Regions from separate parts of the Homo sapiens genome. Here regions 2, 3 and 4 are each linked to region 1. The links are chromatin loops, found by intact Hi-C in ENCODE. Cell type or tissue: psoas muscle. All regions are shown on one strand. Each heading gives the region's core, and the rest is flanking DNA. Links, peaks and the distances in the headings are about the cores only.

Region 1 (5,315 bases), core at 122-5,121:
ACACATATACACGGTTGACCCTTGAACAACTCAGGTTTGAACTGCACAAGTCAACCTATACTGGAATTTTCTTCTACCTCTGCCACCACAAGACAGCAAGACCAACAGTTCTTTCTCCTCCTTCTCTTCCTCCTCAGCCTACTCAACATGAAGAAAATAAGGATGAAGACCTTTATGCTGATCCACTTCCACTTAATGAATAGTAAACATATTTTCTCATCTCTATGATTTTCTTAATATTTTCTTTTCACTAGTTTATTGTGAGAGTACAGTAGATGATACCTACAACATGCAAAATATGTGTTAATGACAGTTTCTGTTATCAGCAAAGCTTCCAGTCAACAGTAGGCCATTAGTTAAGTTTTTGGGAAGTCAAAAGGTATACATGAATTTTCTACTGCATAGGGACCCGGGGTTGGGGACGATGATCAGCATTCCTAACTCCCACATTGTTCAAGGGTCAACTGTACACACAGATTTTTGTACATGGAAATACATTTACTCAGATGTTTGTTACACCATAGCTTATATTTGGAGATAAAAAACACCAGAAGTAAACCAAATATCCCAGAGGAAGGCTGACTAGATATGTGATGACTTATTCATCTTCATATAATTAAATACTATATGTCCAATAAGTGAGGTAAATATAGATATTACTACTGGCATAGATATTGCTAAGCGAAAGACAATGTTGCAAAAGTATATAGAATGTAGTCTTTTTTTCTAAGATAATATACAGGTTAACGTATGCATTTAAAAATTTAGAGAAATATACAGCAAATTGTTAACAGTGATTATCTCTACAGTATTAAAGTAGGGAGTCACTCTATATTGAACATTTATGATTCGTTTATGCATTCAGCTAAATATTTTTACTATTTATCCATTTATTTATTTATTTATTTTTGAGATGGAGTCTCACTCTGTCGCCCTGGCTGGAGTGCAGTGGCGCGATCTCAGCTCACTGCAACCTCCGCCTCCCGGGTTCATCAGCTAATATTTATTTAGCACATACAATGTGCCAAGTGATCTTCAAGGTGTCAGGAAACCTAGGGAGCAAAACAAAGTCATCAGTGTGTGATCCTTTTAAAATCAGAAAAAACAATACAATTCCTGGGATTTCAGCTATTTTAAGGAAATAAAGAAGTGAGAACCATTCATCCCATTACCCCTGTTAAGACTCTTTACCCCTTTTTTCTTGTCCAGAACTTTTTTGATGTTAACCTAATCACAGCCAGATTTTTTTTTTCTGAGACAAAGTCTCATTCTGTCGCCCAAGGTTGAATGGAGTGCAATGGTACCATCACCACTCCCTGCAACCTTGGCCTCCCAGGCTCAAGCGATCCTCCCACCTCAGCCTCCTTAGTAGCTGGAACTAAAGGCATGCACCACCACACCCGGCTAATTTCTGTATCTTTTGTAGAGATGAGGTTTCACTATTTTTCCCAGGCTGGTCTTGGCTCAAGTGATCCCCTGGCCTCGGCCTCCCAAAGTTTTGGGACTACAGGTTTGAGCCACCACACCTGAAGATCTTAATATAAGCTATCATTAAAGCAATCTCTATTAGGTCTAAATGTCTTATGAAAAAGATTGTATTATACTTTATTATCTATAAAACTTAAATACTTTTGTTACTATATATCTGAACCTGCAATTATGTAAGAGTAATGAAGTACATTTGTGATTTCATTACATATACTTTGACAGTAATAAGATAATTATGTATACGTAAATATGACTATGTAACCATACACATGAATATTTTCACAAAGCTTAAATAATAACTATAATTGTTTTTACTCATGAACCACAAGATAATATTAAGCTTATGGATCTGTAATATTTCAATATCTTATTCAACTTACTACTAACATATATTAGAAGATTTTCAGATTGATACTAATATTGTAAGAGTATAGTAAATTTTATTAAAACGTATATGTTTCTTATACAATATGTAAATGCTAATATTAATTCATATGCTTCAATTTTTTTAAAATCTAGTATGTATTCTCTCAAAAATGTCCTAATATGAGGGTTTTTTTTCCTTTTTTCCCTTTAAATTAACAAAAAGTATTTAAAGAATTATTCACAAAATGTCTTTGACTTCAATGAAAACTCATACTTATTAAAGGTAAAATTTTTAGAAAGTACTTAGGGTTCTTATTCATAATGTTCTGAACAAATTATAACTAACTCCACTAGGATGGACAAACAGACAGATACAAAATATGTAAGGGGGAAAAAAGCCAACAAATAAATTCTAAATACTTACAAAGCAACGTTGTAATGTAATAGCCGTGGTCCCCTGACAGTGAGACTAATCACTGTGAAAGGACATCTATTCAGAAAGTGTATTCATTTGCATCATACATGAATTGCCTAGCCCTAAACTCCCCAACGCTAAAGTACTTGTGCTACAGCTGGCTGTAATTTACACAAATTTCACTAGATGGCAGTGTGGGTCGAGTAGCCAAATGTTTACAAGTCATGTCTTCAAATTTGATACCAGACTAAGAACATTACACAACTGGACTCCTTGTTATCATCAAAAATAGATTGTGGCTGGGCACGGTGGCTCACGCCTATAATTCTAGCACCTTGGGAGGCTGAGCTTGAGCTCAGGAGCCAGATACCAGCCTGGGCAACATGGTGACACTCTGTATTAAAAAATAATAATAAAATAAAAAGTGTTTTATGAATAAAAGACACATCACATAAAAGCATAATAAAAAGACAATGTGAAGGAGCAAGATTTTAAACAAAAAACACTCTGAGCACATTTGCTCTGCTGTTTATCTCTCCTAGTATCTCAAGCTTGAGGGTGCTTAGGACACACACCTGAGAAACTTGTTTAGAATTCACATTTCCAGTCCCTGCTCCCACCCTTGAGATTCTTAATGAGAATGTCTGCAACAGAACAGAGCTCAATTTTCAAGAAATATCTAAGGTTGTTCTAATACAGCAGGATCATGAGAAACACTGCTCTAAAGCATGAATCCCCAAAGAAGTGGCACATTTGTATCATCAGCTCCAATCCAGTCACTCCTGTGACCACAATACCCAGCCCATCCCTTCCTGCATTCTCCACATATCTGAAATATTGTATTCGAATGTCAGCACATTAAAGATATCAAAGCAAGAGTGGAAACTGTTTCTAGCCTTGGCAACAGCTCAAAGACTCATCCCTTCAAAAATAACTTTAGAGGAATTTATTGCCAAGCAGAAGCCCCTGGACTGCAATGAATTTACTATTTGCATCGACTATGATAAACTTAACGATTTTTAAAGAAGTTTGTCAAACCATTCACTCCTGAAGCAAAAAGAGCTGTACCAACCACCTTTTGTCATCTATCCACCATTCTGACTCTTGAATTGGACTTCTAAAAATTGTCCTATGTATTTCTTGCATTTCTCTACTTTTTGTCCACACAAAGCCATCCCTTCCCACTTGCCTCCTGGACCATAATTCTCCTGCACCCTACGCAGCATCCACCTGCTCTGTCTTTGTTCATGACCTATCGAATCTCGCCTCCATCTTGGCTTCTCCCATAAAGACCTAACATCTCAGGCCAGGCACAGTGGCTCATGCCTGTAATCTCAGCACTTTGGGAGGCCAAGACAGAAGGATCGCTTGAGCCCAGGAGCTCGAGACCAGCCTGGGCAATATAGGAAGATCCTATCTCTTCAAAAAATAAAATTAGCTGGGCATGGTGGCATGTGCTACTCAGGAGGCTGAGGTGGGAGGATTTGTTTCAACCTGGGAGGTCGAGGCTGCAGTGAACCCTGTGATCACGCCACGGCATGCCAGCCTGGATGACAAAGCAAGACCTGCCTCAAAAAAAAAAAAAAAAAGAGAGAGAGAGAGACCTAACATCTCACATTTTCCCACTTAAGAATCTGGCATTAGTGGCTGTCATCTGTAATAATTACCAATTCGTGTCTAATCTTGAAAGAATACTGTGAGTGGCAGATTTAAAGAATAAAGAATCTTTAAGTCAATGCTATGTAATAGTGTTACTTGAAAACTGAGCTCTGTTCTGTTGGAGACCTTCTGATTAAGAACCTCAAGGGTGGGACCAGGGACCAGAAATGTGAATTCTAAACAAGCACTAATTACTAAGTAATTTAGTGTTTAATTACTAATAGAAGTGCCCACAAGTATTTCACCAATTAATGTAGTTTTTATTGACTGTGGGTAATTCATCTCTACTGTGTTTCAGTTATTTTCATCCACTCCTAGAGTTTTTATAAGGAGTAACTACTAAATTTTATCATATTTGAAGTAACTTGAAATAATTAGATGGTTTCTCTCCTTTAATTCATTAGTATGGATATTTCTATTGCTAGATTTCTAATCTTGAACCATTCTTTGATTCCTGAAATAAACTCTATGAAGTGATTTTTCTTTTACTATCCTGCTGGATTAGGTTGGTAGTAACCTTTTCTTCAATGACTTTGCATTTATGTAATTTTTGTCATCTTATAATTCTAGATTAGTTTCATCTAGGAGTTAACTGATCTTTACAAGTTGGCTAGTCCTTAGTAGTAAAACTATCTGGGCTTGGTGCCTTTGTAATGATAGATCTTTACTTTTCTGATCTCTTCTACAGTGATTGGTCCATCATGATTTTATATTTTGTGGGGAATCAATACTAGTGTTTTCCTAGGAAATAATTCATTTTCTCTAGTTTTTCAAAATCATTGTCTTAGGGTCATATATAATGTTTCCTTGTAAATCTATCTTTCCAATTGTGGTTGTATCTATAATTTTTGATGTTTGTCTACAGAGAGTTTTCAAGCTCCAGGACACTCTCTTCCCCTTCCAGTCTACTTTTGGGTAAGCTGATAAACTCCCTCTTTTGGTACTGGTGGGATGTTCAAACAACGCAAGCCCCAACCCACATGTGGGAACCTTCACCTCAGCCCTAACCTTTAACCACAATAAACCACAAACCAGTCTCCTTTCCCTGCACTCTCAAGCCATTTTTGGACCTGCCTAAGAGCCTGCCCTAATCTTCCAAAAAGCTTCATTATATGAGCAATAAATCTTTACGTGCTCTCTTGATGCATGTGTGATGTCATCATTCTTGACATCCAAAGAGGCAGAGGGAAGGCAGGTGTCCATCCCACCTCTGGAGGGTAACATTAATTGGTGCTGTGAGCAGTGTGTCTGAGTAATGACCACTACCATAAGGGTGTCTTTCTTCTCTTGCTTTAGCTTGCTAACTGGCTGTGCTGCTTCATCTTGCATTTGCTGAGTCCTACAGAGTCTGTTCTAGATTCAACCAATCTAAGTCAGAAATTTCTAT
Region 2 (5,315 bases), core at 62-5,061, 150 kb after region 1:
GACTCATGTGAGGGTTGAGATGACTTGATAGAAAGAAATAATAAGAAAGAATTCAGTAGAGAGAAATAGATGATAAAGTGATGGAAGAAAAAAGTTAAAGAAAGGAGGAAGTGAGAAGCTATTAGAAATAAGATTCTATACTTGAGCAACAGATAAAAATGGAATGATTCACTGATTAGTATAACTGAAAATATAGGGAGGTGTGGATTCTGCAGGACAGCATCTGGATTAAATACTTTATAAGAAAAAATATAATTCAGCAAAAGTTTTTCTCTTCTGTGATAACATGACAGACATTTCAGTGCCTACTTGCCTCAGAAAGAGGAGCTTGACACAGAGCAGCAATCAGAAGCTACTTACTCTTTCATCATTAGAATATGTTGCCGAGTAATTAATGAAGTTGACAAGTTGAAGGCAATTTTCTGGTTCTTGTTTTAACAACAATTTAACTTTGTTTTTTATAACCCAATGATGCTGGATAAAATAAAACCAATTGACAGAGAAGTCAGGACAGGACTTGGTTGTTTCTGAATATGAAAAATATCTAGAAAGATGCTTCATCTTTATCCTTTACCTTATTCTGTTGCCCTCATAGCATACATGAATTCAGTTTTTAAATACTTATTTTTAATTTTTTAAATATATAACAAATCATGCATAGCAAAAGTTTTATTCCGTAGAATTCATACTCTCATTCTCTGATTTTTACATTTCACTCAGTCACAGCTTAGAGAAGTTGTGTAATATTGCCAAAAATAATGGCTCTTTTGATTTCCACATAATTTTTCCAGTGATTGTTTTTTCTCTCTTCTGGGGTTAATTTCCTGTAGCAAACTGTTACATAATCATCCCCAGTGAATTGAACCTCCTGGTATTCATGCTCTTGCATAATCTCCTTTCATAATGATCTTAAGCTTTGCCATATGACTTGCTCTGGTCAGTGGGACATCAGTAAATGTGACACAAGCAGAAGTTTCAGCACTTGCACATTTGTGTCATCCCCTTTTAATATGCTATCGATTGCCATATGAAGAAGCCTGATCTAGTCTTCTCAAAAGACCACACAGAGCAAAAGGTCCAGCCCTCAGCTCTCCACCAAATGAGTATAGCCACTTAGTGAGCCTAGGTGAGACTAGAGAAAGATCCATCCAGGTAAGCCCAACCCAAATTGCAGAATGGTGAAAAAATAAAGTGTTGTTTTATGTCACTAAGTTTTAATAACCAATTAGTTATTCAATGACAGATAATAGATAGCTACCCCTCCTCTGAATGAATATAATTAAATACAACAGAGATAAATGTGGGGGAGACTGCCTTGATTCAAATGATCAGTGGTCTAGAAATGTGAGAAGGTAAACTATTTAGACAAGAGATAGCCAACAAACTGGGGATTGTGACTGATCACAGGTATGGAAGATATTAAGATATCAACCCAAAAACCATCATCCCCATATGTTTTTTGCTAGCAGAACCCTGAGTTTGTGTAAAAGTGGTCAAGTGCTTTAGGGAATGCAAAGTCCCTCCAGACTCCAAGAGGTGAAACTTGATTAACTTAAGTCAGTCATGGTAGTTCCTTTACCTTCATTTTTGACTGGTTTAGGAACAGGCATGTGAAACAATTATGGCAAAAAAAAAAAAAAAACAAGTGAGAGCAAGTGTTTTGGAAGTACATGGGAACCGTTTTCTTTCATCTTAAAAAGGGTGTCTAAAAGAAAACAGTCTCCATTATTTCTGTGTTTGCATGTTTTGTGAGAATGAGATTCTTAGAAAAGCAGCAATCAATTGTGAGGAAACAAACCTGAGGACAGAAACCAATATCCACATCAAAGAATAAAGAAATGTTAGGTGTTTGTTTGAATAATTAGGCAATAGTTTCTGTAACCTAAATGTGAGATGTGGGTATTTTGATTTGCTTCTTTCTCTTGCACATTGGGAATTGAAATGAGAGGGTGTTTTGACTAATTTTTCTAACTAATGTTTTGCCTCCTATGCTTGCAATTAATTTACCTTTCAGTATTGTTTGGTCTTTTAAAAACTGGTTAGAAACTTGTAAGAACATTACAACTCTATCTCCTTTTCTGAAAATAAATGTGAACAATCGATTCTACATTCTTGATACAAGAAATGTTACAGTGAACGCTGGAATCTCAAAAAGACTTCTCTCTCTGGAGCAATGCAATTAGATTTTCCAGTGATTAAATGGGTCATCGCCGATAAGAAGTTATTGCTCAGGGCATAAGATTGTACTTCATTCCATCAAAGTGATGCTCAAGTTCAGAAAGCCGCACAGAAAGCACCCTTAGACAAACACAGACGTGGGAAAGGAATAAACTTGTGAGGCTCCATCAGTTTCCCCATTTGGCTCTTCAGCCCCCTTGCGAAACTGTCTGACCTCGGGCATCTGCGGAAACGCAGACGCTGAGGAAGCACCGACAGAGGAGCGCTTGGGATCTCTGCGGGCCCAGCCCAGACCAGTAACCTGCAGCCAATGACTGACGTCCCAATCCCTAGTCTGGGGACTGGGGGCTGGGGCGGCGCCACGCTGCTTTCCCGGGAGCCAGAAGACTCTGCTGGACCACCGAGCTCACGTGCAGAAAAGCTCGAGGCCCAGCCTCTGCCCCTGTGACAGGCGCCCAGGGAAAGAAGAGAGCCCTGGCTTCCTCAGGGGTCGGGGGATGGGGATGGTAAGGACGCCGCGCCGGGGTCCCTCTTCTGTTGGGGGTGGACGTGCCAGCAGGTCAGGCTGTTTTCCTGAGAGGACGGAAAGGGAAGGCTCGCTCCTGTCTCCTCAATCCCAGGGCCCCGCGGAACCCCCCTTCTGCGCTGGAACTTGGCCTCTTCTCTGCAGTGTCTCCCCCCCACGTCTCAGGCCGAGTTTATGCCTTCTTAGAGATCGACTTCTGTCGCTATGGCCCTTTCAAATCCTAGAAAGCAGCCTGCGGAGAGAGAACCGCGCGCTGAAGTGCAAGTGGCCACGCGCCTCCCGGCGGGCGCCAGCAGCTGCCTCAGGACGGCCGGCAGAGCTAGGCGGCTGCGTCCGTGGGCACCCCACCCCCGCCGGGCACCACCGCCCCGCGCTCGCGCCCTGCACCCTACCTGGTGCCTCACACCCCTCGGGGAGCGCTGCTAACTTGTCGGGGACAATGCGCAGTGAACCGGCCTTAGGGTTCCGAAGCTCGCACAGTGGGAGGAAGGCGACGAGGGGAAGGAAGGCAGATGCCCTCTGTGACTGTACCAAGCTGGTATTGGACTCCCTAGGCAAGAAGCCTTTTAAAATAATTTCATTAAATGCTTTTTTACTGATGATAATGACATCAATAATAATAAAAGAGATCCTGGCGCTCACATTCGTCTGTAAGAGTTTGGTAGCCCCTCTCTTGGTATGACCATCATTCATGCTTTCCATGAACACACAATGAGCACTCACTGTGCGGCAGCTCTGCTCGTGCTTGACTAGGATCATCCTAGCCCCTCCCAGGCCTCTCAAATATGAACTTCCCCCGTGTTTTCAGGAGCACTGCAAGGTAACTGTTACGTAGTTTTCAAAAAGTCTGGAGAGCCTGGTGACCATGACAAAGAAAGGCACAGTCATACATAGGAAAAGGATGTCTAATTTACTTGCATTGTTCCAGGCTCCATGCCAGAGTCAGGCCTAGGTTTTGATCCTCTGGAGAAAATGTACCAAAGTCGATGGTTTGAGGGACGTCAGTCACTGCCTTCTGGAAGACTAGGAAGACTGGAAAGATTATTTTTCTCATGCTTAACTGTTTACCTTTTTTTTTGTTAAGACAGGATCTCCCTGTGTTGCCCAGGCGGAACTCAAACTCCTCCGCTCAAGCGATTCTCCTGCCTCAGCCTCCCAACAGCTGCGAGTGCCATCGTGCCCTATTACTTTTGTTTAAAAAGGTTTGAATATTTAAAATCAGTTCCATTTAGTCAAAGAGTTACAATTATAGTTCAACTAAACCTGCAGTCAATGTAAGTATTCATACCCTAAGAAAAAGCACCACAAAATGATGTCTGTGATTGTTAACGGTTGATTGGTTTCCTGTGTCCATAGTGGACAATATTATGAAGCATAGACAGAGAAACATGTTTACTAAGAAGCTTTTTTTTCCTTCCAGGAAATTCTGTAGGTGAAAATGTTGAAATTGTCAGTTGAAATATCTGGTGAAGTCTAACATTAACATTAAATAAAAAGCAAGTGACAGGAGAGTACTGATGTATATTCCTCTTGGGAGATTAACTCTTTCTCTGCTAGTCCCCCCCTCACACCCCCACCCCTGAATTTGCCCACAGCCATAGCAGGGCCGTCAGTGTTTCGGGATGCCAGGCAGACGTAATTCGGCTTCAGAGCGCCTTGCTTAAGCAAAAGGCTGTGTGTACGTTCCCCAGGAGTCCGAGGACGGGCAGGCTGGCAAAGGCTGGCCCTGGTCACCGCTGGGAGAGGACGCCCCCGGGCTGGCTGCTGTTGCTGCTGGGGCTACTCCTCCCCGCCCCGGTCCTCCTCCAGCTTCTCAGCCGCAGCCGCGCTTCCTGCTCTGGGGCTCTCGCAGCTGTTTAGGTTTAAGGTACAGGAGGAATTTCAAGCTTTTTCTGATCCCATCCCACCCGCCCCCATCCCCCGTGAGACTGGCCTCTGGGCACCACGGTCTCTTCTGTCTCCATCCAGCTCAAATCGAAGCTTGGAGAGGAAGCCCCACAGCTGCGGTTCGACCCTGCCCCGGCAGACCGAGATGAAAGCAGCTTGCGGAGGCTGCTCCGGCACCCGGCGCGGGCACGCGAGGGAAGAAGCCCCGCGCAAAGCAGCGCAGCCTTGGCTTTTGAAGCTGCCCTCTATGCACTTCCTCCGGCTTCCAGCCGGAATCTACGACCCATCCGCAGAGCGGGCTGGGTAAGGTTGTGCGGCAGCAGCAACCCCGAGGGAAAGAATTTTGTTTCTTTTTGAGGCCCTGCTGCATTTCTGGTTCCCAGCCTGGAGCAGGGGGCGCCTCGCTCCCCGGAGTCCCACAGGCTTGGGCCGCAGCTGGGCCGACGCGGTCGACAGGTGTGTGAGGCCGAACCCCGGAGCACCGGGAGGCGGCTGGGAGCCAGGGCAGAACGCCTGGGGCGCATCCTCAGGGAGGAATCATCTGGCGTTCAAGCCGCTCTCGGGTCTTTTGCTGGATCTGCAGATCGGCTCACGCAGCAGGAGCCCAAGGAGCAGAACCTGGGCATGCCAGACTTTGCAGTCGCGCACGCCACCCAGCGCCCGCCTTGCGCTGGTCTCAGCTGGCGTTCCCTCTATTAGGCAGATCGCTTAGCGCTTGGGTCGG
Region 3 (5,315 bases), core at 105-5,104, 420 kb after region 1:
GGGCTTTTTACCAATACTGTATAAACTGTTGAATTAAAATAATATTATGTCAGAGACTCAGAGGAGGGAATGGAAGACTAAGTCAAGATAGAATTCCTAGGGTCAATTGTCCATAGATAACAAGAGCTTCTGTATGTTCCAGAAGTAAAGCATACTACTCCTTTCTGGATTTTCTTTGGCTTGATTGCAAACTCCTAGTTTGTATTCCCCAAGTTTGAACCATCACACGAGTTGATGAGTTTTCCCTGTTCTGTTTTTTGTAGCCTTGAGCTGGCGGTGGTACCATGTGAGTTAAGAAGATATGGTTCTTGCTTTACAAACTCATTAGTCTATGGTTTTTGAAATTTTTCTTTCATCCATTTTCTGGAGTTTCTGCACCTTTCTCTACACCCCAGTAGATAGAGAAAGTTTCTCTTGATTTCTGCAAACTTTATCTTTTTCCAAAGATTGAATTAAGAGTTGTTAAGCCCATTGTTTTTGGCATTAATTGTTATCTGCAGGCAGATGCTGGCCCAGTAGCTTTTATTAAACCTCTCCCGCTGAGTGATATCCTCAATATGGGCTTGACTGGAGAAGGTTCTTTCTTCTCCTCCTCCCCTATTTCATTTATTCTACTCTCTTTCTAAATGGAGAACTTGCTGTTCCTATCTCTTGGATTTTAAGTGACCCTCTTCTTTTTCTCTTTTTACTTTTGATTCTTGCCCAGTTTATTCCAGGGCTGACCTAAGCTCCACTTCTACCCACCACTCCCTAAAGAGGTGATAGAGTAGGCAGCAAGGAGGGGGCTGGGGAGAGGCTGGAGACAGGGGTACAGATTAGTGTGGAAGTAATCAGACTCAGTGTTCATGGAATGAACCAGGTATTTTCCTTACAATAGTGGTAGGGAACTGTTGGGGCTCCCCTCCCAAGGTGTGCAGCAGTCACAGTCACAGGGAACCAGAATGCATGACTGCATCTGACATGCATAGCTTCCAGGAAAAACTTAGCTTCTGAGAAAGGCCTTGCGAAGAGCCCATCACACTTGCTTACTAGGCTCCAGTCAGTTCTGCTGCTGTGAAGGGAAAGGAAGGACCTGCACAAGGCCACGTGACCCATGTTCCTTCCCTCGACAGAGGCCCTCCAAGGCACTACCTCATTTGATTGATGGGCCCATTGATTGCCAGAGCTGTTGCTTTGTTAGCTGTCTGAAAAGCTGAAAGCCATACATTTTAGTTGTCACTTTGGCTACAACTCTTTGATTTCCATAATGGTTTAGAAAATATATATTCCCCTTAGAAAGTTTTTGACCCAGCAACATTTCCAACTACCACACATCACTATTTTTTGTTCTGTGTGTGCGTACATATCATTTTACATAACTTTACTCCTTGCTAAAAATTCATCCCTGCCCTGCCCTTTCCATCTCTTCCTTCACCAGCCCCGAGCTGATACTCCATGCGGGGTGGAGTGTGGGTGGGGTAAGGGATGGAGGTGAGAGTTGGGAAGTGGTACCCCGTGGGAAAAGATCTTAATTTTGTGGACTACAAATTTCCAAAGGCTTGGGGATCTGCTTGGGTCATATGTAGACTCTTCTAAGGACAATTTTATTTCTCTAATTCACTTTTTAATTTGAAAAATGTTGGAGGGGTTAGCTATTATTTCTTGCTTATGTCTTCTCAATGGTTAATTTGAGGAAAAAATAGTGAGGGTGGGAGGCAAGGTCTTGATTGAGATGCACATATCTAATAAACTTTCAAAGCAACACTGCTAATTCCCACAGTTCTATTTAGTCCCTAGTAGCAGAAGGAAAAACAAATCTGTTTCTTAAGGTTCTCAAGCCTTTAGCCAACTTCTTGCTTTGGGGAAAACCTGAAGAGACTTTTAGGAGAGCTCTAAATCCCAATGGAGAAAAGACCCTCCTTTCCCCATGCCCCAGGCAGAGAATCTTCAGATACTCTTCCCTCAGGCACCTCCCATCCTCTGCTCTTCTGGTTCCAAGGCCACACACAAAATGTCTACCTGTGGAAGCTGAGGCCCAGCATATAGGGATCTGACCAAAATTTGTAGGAAAATATTATAGGTATGAGCTTTCCGTGATATCTTGTTAAATTCTAACAGTCAGTGAGCTCCTAGGTTGTGTCTATACTCACATAGCCAGAAGAGGAAATTTAATAAGCCTACCTTGTTTGACTCAATTGATTCAATTATGTGGAGTTTTCATATGTTTATGTTGGCCTGAAACCTTAAAAACACCCCAGGCATGATTTTATGAAAAGCAAAGGCAATGGAAAGCTAGCATTGTTATATTACATCACATAATTCTGAAACTGTTTTAGGTCTATTCAAATAAACACACTCAGCTCTAAAGTGGCTTTTCTTCCACTTGAAATCTATACACTGATGTCCCCCTTGCATTATAAAAACTGTTACTGAAGATCAAGAACACAGTTTTTAAAAATCCCCTTTGTTGTACTGAATACATAAGTACAGAGAAGCTGGTGTAAAGGGAAGTCAACTTGACACGGGGTCAAATGACTGGAATGAAACTGATTTTGGGTGACACACACTGCAGCTTCTTCAGTGTGACATACTGCCCCCTTGTGGATGTCAGTGAGCGTCTTCAGAGTCTTTCAACCCCATATGGGTATCATTTTCAGACTATCTAGTTATTATAATATTTTCACCCATAAAAATATAGGCATTAGGGCCAGTCGTGGTGGCTCGTGCTTGTAATCTCAGCACTTTGTGAAGCTGAGGTAGGAGGATTGCTTGAGCCCAGGAGTTCGAGACCACCCTGGGCAACATGGCAAAACCCTCTCTCTACAAAACAGTCAGGTGTGGTGGCGACTGAGGCGGGAGGATCTTTTGAGCCCAGGAGTTCGAGGCTGCATTGAGCCGTGATCGCGCTACTGCACTACATCCTGGGCGACAGAGTGAGACCATGTCTCTAAAAAAAAATAACAAAAATTGTTCTAATGCCTGTGTGTATGTGTGCACGCGTGCACACATACACACAGGCATTAGAACAGTGAATTCAAACTTGCTTCTAGGTTGGCCATAATTTTACAATTTTGAGTGTAGTTCAGGAGATGGGGGAAGATGGGATAGTTTCATAAATTGACTTAACCAAGATCTTTTCTAAAAGCCAAGAGACTACTCTTTCTGTTTATAACTTTGTTCATATGTTCTCCTTTTCTTTCTTTTCTCCCCACCCCAGTTTTAGATGTAGCGAGGGCCCCTGTTTGGGGGAGTTGATGTAATGCTTGTGAAACTTGGTGAAACTACAGAAACATACCATATGCTCCTGTATTCTTGAGTAGATATTCAGAGTATAAGCAAAAGACAGCAAGGATGTAGCCCTATGCAGAGAAAGGCATTCTCATGAGTTGGAAGTCCAGGTGTTGATACTCAGTCATCAAATTGTAGTTTGTTATGGGTTCCCACTTATAAATATTCATTTCTATCACGGGCCAGGTATTAAGTTATAATGCATGATATCTTCATTAAAATACCAGGGGTCAGCTTCTCTTTGACCATTTTCTTGTTCACCTGTAAACATTTTTGAGCAGGTTTTGTTCCTCTGTTCTAAGATAGTCTTTTAAAAAATCTCTTTGACCCCATTTTTGCAGAAGAGATTAGATACATTCGTTGTGATAAGGAAAATTAGTATTTCAACTTCTTGAAATAGATCCTCAAAATGATAAGTTAATTGCTTAGCCTTGTCAGCTTTCCAAATTGACCCTCTCTGTCCTCTTCAGTTAATGATTCATGATTCCTTTTGCAGTGGGTCTCCTCCCAGTGGAGAGTGAAGAGCCATGGATTCCAAGAGAAAAGTGGCAGCCCCTTCTTCATTTTCCGTAGGCACATCTCTTTGTTCTCTTTTCCCATTTTTCTATTTAAGTATGTGTCATCTCTTAGAAACACTACTTAGCAGTAGCTGGCTCAAAAGCAAAGCCTTTTTTCATTTAATCAATAATTCATTATTTCTGCAAACTTAATGAATGAGTGTTAGTGGCCAGGATGGTATGTATACCTGTTATCAAGTGGCTCAAAGGCTGGAGGCAGACATCAAGGCTTTGTAATGGTTAATGCTGGGGGAGGGTTTGAAGAACCAAGAAAAGGCAGCCAGCTATCACTAGAGAGAAGGGGGGAAGGCTTTGCAGAGGAGGTATTGTCAAAACGGAATCCAAGGACAGTTGGGAGTGGCAGATGAAGGGGCTGGTGGTCGGGAAAGGTTAGGATGTCTAGGCAGAGGGAGCAACATCTGCACAAGTTTAGAGGCAAGAAGGAGGCATTTGGGGAGTATATTAGGCCGTTTGGGCTGTCATAACAGAATACTTTTGACTGGGTGGCTCATAAAGAGCAGAAGTTTATTTCTCACAGCTCCAGAGTCTGGCGAGTCCATGATCAAAGCATCAGTGGATTTGGTGTCTGGCGAGGGCCAGCTTCCTGACTCATAGATGGTCATCTTTCTCACTGTAACCTCATATGGTGGAAGGGCCAAGGCAGCTCTCTGGGGTCTCTTTTATAAGGGCACTCATCCCATTTATGAGGGCTCTGCCCTTATGACCTAATCATAATCCCAAAGGCCCCACCTCCACATACCAACACACTGGGGGTTAGGTTTCAACACATGAATTTTAGAGGGACATGAACGTTCAGTCTATAGCAGGGAGGTGCATGTAATTCTGTATGGCTTGTGCATGGGGTGCATGGGAGTCAGTGCTGGGAGATGGGGCCCAAGAAGGGCCAGGTCATAGAGGGGTTAGACTGTGGGGAGAGGGGCTGGCATGCCATGCAAAGGAGCTGTGGGGTATTAATGAATGACTCTAAGAAGCATTACTCTTATGATTAGGTTTGTGTTTAGGAAGCTCTTTGTATACATTGGAGCAAATCATTTCTGAAGGGCCTTGAGGGGATGTCAGGGGACCTGGTAGGAGGCCATGTTCCTTGTAGTTAAGAAATAATGAAGGGCTGAACTGCAGTGTTTATAGAGTTGGAGAAAGGGCAAATTCACAGGGTGACTGGCTGTCAGGAGTGAGGGAGAGGGGTCAGTGAAGAAAAACTCCTGGGATTCTGGCTTGGGTGAGGAGAATCAGGTTTGAATGGAACAAAGATGATGAGTGCAGTTTTGGAAATGTTGGTTTGCAGTTCCTGAGGGTCATCCACATAGTATCCATGGATATCAGGAGAGAGGGCTGGATATGGGAGACATGAGTGTGAAGTCATAGGTGTGAGTTAGATGGCTCCACGAGTGTGGAGTAGGAAGATAGGAGGAATGAAGATAGAGATCTTGGGAATATGTAAGGGGTGGAAGGAAAAGCAGTAGAGGTGTA
Region 4 (5,315 bases), core at 261-5,260, 280 kb after region 1:
GCCATTGTTTATATCCCGTGTTCTTGTCTTTCTTCCTTTATGCTCTTTTTTTCCTTATTCAAAAGGTGGCATATACCATATATATAACTTGTACTTTGTCTTTTTTCACTTAATATATCATAGTGATCTTTTCCAATTAAAAGATAGGAAGGACCAGGCACCACCTGTAATCCCAGCACTTTGGGAGTTTGAGACCAGCCTGGGCAACATAGGAAGAGCCTGTCTCTACAAAACGAACAAACAAACAACAAAAAACAGGTGTGGCAGCTCATGCCTGTAATTCCAGCACTTTGGGAGGCTGAGGCAGGTGGCTTGCTTGAGCTCAGAAGCTCAAGGCCAGCCTGGGCAATATGGCAAAACCCCATCTCTACAAAAAAATTTTTAAAAATTAGCCAGGTGTCATGGTGTGTGCCTATAGTCCCAGGTACTTGGGAGGCTGAGGCAGTAGGATCACTTGAACCCAGAGAAGTCAAAGCTGCAGTGGGCAGTGATTACACCACTGCACTCCAGCCTGGGCAACAAAACAAGACTCTCAAAAAAAAAAAAAATATATATATATATATTATATATATATTAATTATATATATATTTTTTGGAAAGATAATTAAACTTTTCCCTCATCCTACTGTCATAATCTGAATTAGGAAGACAAAATTCATCCACTAATTAGGGGCATAGTTAATGTTAAAAGGTCACTTACTAAGTTTTATTCTTGGAGTATGTAGTTTTATTCTGAAACTTTTCTGTGAGATTGGATCTTTCCTAAAACATACACAAGAGATGTAGAAATAGTTAATATAAACCTTGTCATTTACTGAGAGCTGCTGAAAACATAATCATTATTGACAACTAAGTTCAAGTAAAACCATAATTAAAATTTGGGGGATTCTTCTTGCTATGGACATTAATTGATAAATTTGGACTTTAGTTATATGTGTATATAAATGAGGTAGTCCACATAGCATAGAGATTATAGTAACCAGCTTGATAGCTTCTTAATATAGAAAGGTCTTCATAGACAATAAATTTCATATGGTCTATTTTCTTTTTTGGTCCTAATTAAGAAGTGTCATTTTAGAGAGAGGGAGAAGGAAGAAAGAGGGCAAATTAATTTATGCTAAGCAACAGGACTAGGCTGCTTGCTTTTTGTACACTGATAAAAATACATTAAATCCAAGAGAGAACCTAAATGTAAAAATTCTGACTCTTACTTGGGAAAATTTGACATTAGAGCAATCTATTCATGGAATTTGAGACCTGGAAGAAATTACATTTTTTAAAAAATTTGGTCATTTTATTTTCAAACTAGGGAACTGAAATCCACAGTGTACCTTGCTGTTTGAAAGTACTTTTATTAGGAGGATGAGGCCTGAGTTAACTATTATTAGACCAGAATCTATTAACTTTGTTTTACAGCGAATACAAGCTAGCATTCTAAAAGCATTTAACAACCCAACTACTAAAACTGCTGATGATGAAACTAGAAAAAAAGTCAAAGGTATGTTGACTCTTTGTTAAAACTTTTTTCTTTAAGAAAATATTAAAATTTTATTTTAGTTGGAAAAAGAACTGAACATTATGTGAACTAATCCACCAAAGTAGTGGCTTTAAAAGGAGGACGTAGTTGCTGCAGTGTCTGAAAAATACTTTAGTGGAACATAGAAAATGCTAGAATGTATTCATGTGAATTTATAAGAATAAAGCTATACCAAGTATACAGATTGACACCGATACCTTTATGTGAGGTCTTCTAAGGGAAACTTGAAAGGTTGTTGAAAGTAGCAACCACACTTGGAAGTTCATATGTATCATATTGTATCATTTGACATGTGTTTGGATCAATGGATTTATGGATATTTTTTAGATGTAACTAGACAAAATGTTTAAGTGCTCCAAAGACTCCTGCAAATAAACCGTTTATTGAAGAGAGTGCTGGTAAGTCAAGTGTAAGTGCACTTTGCCTACTCCTAGTGTTTGCTATTCATCCATAAAAATATGAGCCCCAAATGATGATTACCTAATCAAAGTTGGTTATTTATCATTATCAATACTATATAGGGTTTATATACCTTGCCCTAAATGTATATTCTGCATTGAGATACTAACTAATGTTAGCATGAAGTGATTTTTAGAAGACATTTAAAAATATTATTTGTATTTTTTTCTAACTTTTGTTTTTGTGGTTTTATAATGTATGTACTACAGGTCTATAATTTGCAAACATACACACATTGTTACTGTGCACTTTATTGTAATTAAGGGTTCAAGATTTTTAAAAAACGTAGCTGCTCAAATATGCCTTGTTCTTTTGTGTTGAGATAGTGCCATCTCGTGGATGTTTAGAATAACAGCCCCGTTTTTCTTCCCCCTCTTTCCAGTTTTGTACTATTTCCAATCCCTTTTAGTTTTTCTAGAAGAAATATCTTTATTATTATAGTATTTCTAAATACAATTTTAATTAATGTTTACTGATATATTCACATGTTTTCTGTCATTCAGTGCTCTAATATTTTAAATGATTTTGAATATTGTTTGTATGAAACTTGAAGATAGAGGCTCAAAAAAGAAGTTTGAAAGAGGGGTGAATAGGTTTGTTAATATACTTTTTCCTCCCATGGTTTATGATGGAAAGTTTCAAATTTTTATTAAAGTAGAGAGAATAGCATAATGCAGCCCTTTATATCTGTCACCCAACTTAAACTGCGTTCATGGTTTATGTTTAATCCATTTTCTCCCAACCTCAGGTTATTTTAAACTAAGTCATTGGCATTTTTTTAATTTATAAATATTTCCTGAGCAGAATAATTTTAACTTTTAAAAATATAACCATGTTCTTGAGTTCTTAATTACCTATGTTAATTCCTTACACTTGCCTTTTACGACTGTTATTTTCATAGCCGTGATCCTGGCATCCGTAGTCCTGATAGCATAATCTCCTTTTCCATTCTTCTGGGTACTTATTGGTTAGACATGAGGTTTTATAAGTTTTAATGGGAGTGGTTGAGGTGTGGTACGAATAGTGGTTGTTTTGTTTTACCTCTTAAGAATAGTTCATTATTTCTTGGAGACTAAAGTAGTTGATAGTCGTAAATCTGCTACAAAATTGTAAAGGAGAAAGACTTTAGAATGTTGTATGTATAGTAAAATGTATTATTAAATGTAGTACAGAATATCTTATTCAGATTACTTTTGAATAACCAGAAGATAGCCTATTATACTGCTAGATGGATGGTTGACATGTTTTTTGCATTAAAAAGTATGATTTTTACAGCATATGGAAAAGAAGGTGTGAAAATGAACTTCATAGATCGGATCTTTATTGGTGAATTAACTAGCACGGTCATGTGTGAAGAATGTGCAAATGTAGGTACTTTAGAATTCAATTCAGCATGGAATGGATTACAATCACATCATTTTTATTATATTTTCTTTCACATATAATCATTGGCAGTCATTTTTAAAATTTGACAGATGATTACATAATGATTCTTGAAAGTCTTTTTATACGCTACACTCCTAGAAAGTAAATGTGATAATTTATATATTTTTAAAAGTAAATGTATTTTTGTGTTATTTTTCCTCATGACACACCTATGAGGCAGTTTTAGCCTATCTTAATATACTGAAATTCATTAGCTATCTGTTTGAAGTGAGAGAAAAACTTCTGTGAAGAGAGTAACTGTGCTACGTTGCAGTGCCCTAAAATGTAATTCCAGGCTGGGTGCAGTGGCTCATGCCTATAATCCCAGTACTTTGGGAGGCCAAGGCCGGCGGATCACTTGAGGTCAGGAATTCAAGACTAGCCTGGCCAACATGGTGAAACCCCATCTCTACTAAAAAAATACAAAACAATTAGCCAGGCATGGTGGTGGGTGCCTATAGTCCCAATGACTCGGGAGGCTGAGGCAGGAGAATCACTTGAACCCAGCAGGCAGGGTTGCAGTGAGCCGAGATCGCACTACTGCACTATAGCCTGGGTGACAGAGCGAGACTCAGTTTCAAAAAAAAAAAACTAATTCCAATAGAAATAACTTAATGTATTAACATAATTTAGGGTGGTTATATCACCTTTGATTTAAAGTTTATATGACGTATTAAAGATTTTTGTGTAGACTTCACTCACTTTGAACTTAATAATTTTTATTTTGAATGCCATCTTTAACAACTTAAAGCATGTATGAATTTTTTGTAGATTTTCAATTGCTTGGCAAGGAATATTTCTGTAAGTGTATGACTTAGAGTATGATAGGTTTAAATTTCTGTTAGATTTTAATAGTAAAAGGAGCCTTTATTCATTTTCCTGTCCCAGATTATGAGTATTTTTCTGTGTTCTCTAGCCTTAAAGAAGCAGGATTATAAAATATATCTCATTCTAGCCTGTCACATTGAAACACAGAATGCATGACCATGATTATTTAAGTTTCTAGACTATTCAACACAGAAGTTGTTTTCTCTCTCACAAGATAGAGAGTATCTTTTAAAACAAAATTATCTTAAAGAATCTATAAAACACAGCCAAGCTCTCTGCTTTTTTTCATGGCTTTTTCTTAACATTTCATAGTTTACTTATGTTACAGCCCTAAGCTAACCAAAAATGTCTAGTCTCTTTAGTTAATCTGTTTTATTAAACAGTTTTTTTAAGTTATTTTAAATATTACAGGCCAGTCATATTGACAGTAATATAAAATTCAATTGGATCACCATTCACTGATGTTTGAGAATATCTTGTTTTGATTAACAATGTGCTGCAATACCCAATTAAATTGCTATTTTTTTCAGGAACAGTTTTTAACGTAAAATTTTAGGTTGCCCGGGAAGTTTGATTTCTTTGTACTTTACAAAACTGTATGTTTATATTAGAATTCTAACTGAAGTTTTCAATGTGTTTTCCTTTTAAGATCTCCACGGTGAAAGATCCATTCATTGATATTTCACTTCCTATAATAGAAGAAAGGGTAAGGAGAAGAAAACTAATGATGAAGCTTTGGTGAAGAACATTTAATCATTTATTTAAACATTTGTTGAGTATATTACCAGATATCTGAGAGTCATTATTTTTTATATATAATTGAGTTTGTATTCATAATTGAGTCTGATTTGGGGGTTTGTGTAAGTATGCATAAAGTATGATGGTTTTTATTCTCAAGGAATTTAAACTCTTAAACACTTTTTATTTTGATAATTTGTTAATTTTTTGTATTTCAAGTCAGTCAAAAATTTTAAGATGAGGACATCCAGAATTTATTTACTAAAGAGGTTTTGGTTTCTGTATGTGGCATTTACATAGGTTTCAAAACCTTTACTTTGGGGAAGAA

What was found. Hi-C counts contacts between places; a loop is a spot of excess contacts. Peaks named below come from ENCODE experiments on the same cell type or tissue, not always from the same donor. Only the 100,000 strongest peaks of a DNase experiment are listed, where the experiment ranks them.
Region 2: it touches region 1 in a loop (4-fold over the local background); 59 of 110 quality-filtered maps call a loop at or near these places.
Region 3: a loop joins it to region 1, with 2.7 times the contacts of the local background. A loop is called at or near these places in 28 of 110 quality-filtered maps.
Region 4: it touches region 1 in a loop (9-fold over the local background); 95 of 110 quality-filtered maps call a loop at or near these places.

What each region holds. Positions count from the first base shown.
Region 1 is chr6:99,743,617-99,748,931 of GRCh38, reverse strand. No RefSeq gene overlaps it. Among named protein-coding and RNA genes, the nearest start is that of PRDM13, 140 kb to the right of the region's middle. In psoas muscle, for the core only: a CTCF peak has its summit at 2,435 (motif pointing right); a DNase peak (open chromatin) is centred at 2,591; H3K27ac peaks cover 422 bases.
Region 2 is chr6:99,588,665-99,593,979 of GRCh38, reverse strand. No RefSeq gene overlaps it. Among named protein-coding and RNA genes, the nearest start is that of PRDM13, 16 kb to the left of the region's middle. RefSeq lists an enhancer at 4,664-4,833. In psoas muscle, for the core only: no CTCF peak of the experiment used is centred there; a DNase peak (open chromatin) is centred at 2,999; H3K4me3 peaks cover 1,620 bases; H3K27me3 peaks cover 5,000 bases.
Region 3 is chr6:99,327,529-99,332,843 of GRCh38, reverse strand. All of the region lies in intron 3 of FAXC (failed axon connections homolog, metaxin like GST domain containing), which reads left to right. Among named protein-coding and RNA genes, the nearest start is that of FAXC, 19 kb to the left of the region's middle. In psoas muscle, for the core only: a CTCF peak has its summit at 2,574 (motif pointing left); no DNase peak of the experiment used is centred there; H3K27me3 peaks cover 301 bases.
Region 4 is chr6:99,464,720-99,470,034 of GRCh38, reverse strand. USP45 (ubiquitin specific peptidase 45) reads left to right here. Exons shown (of 18, transcript NM_001346022.3): 10 at 1,417-1,498; 11 at 3,272-3,363; 12 at 4,899-4,955; 13 at 5,288-5,315. Among named protein-coding and RNA genes, the nearest start is that of PNISR, 42 kb to the right of the region's middle. In psoas muscle, for the core only: a CTCF peak has its summit at 2,319 (motif pointing left); no DNase peak of the experiment used is centred there.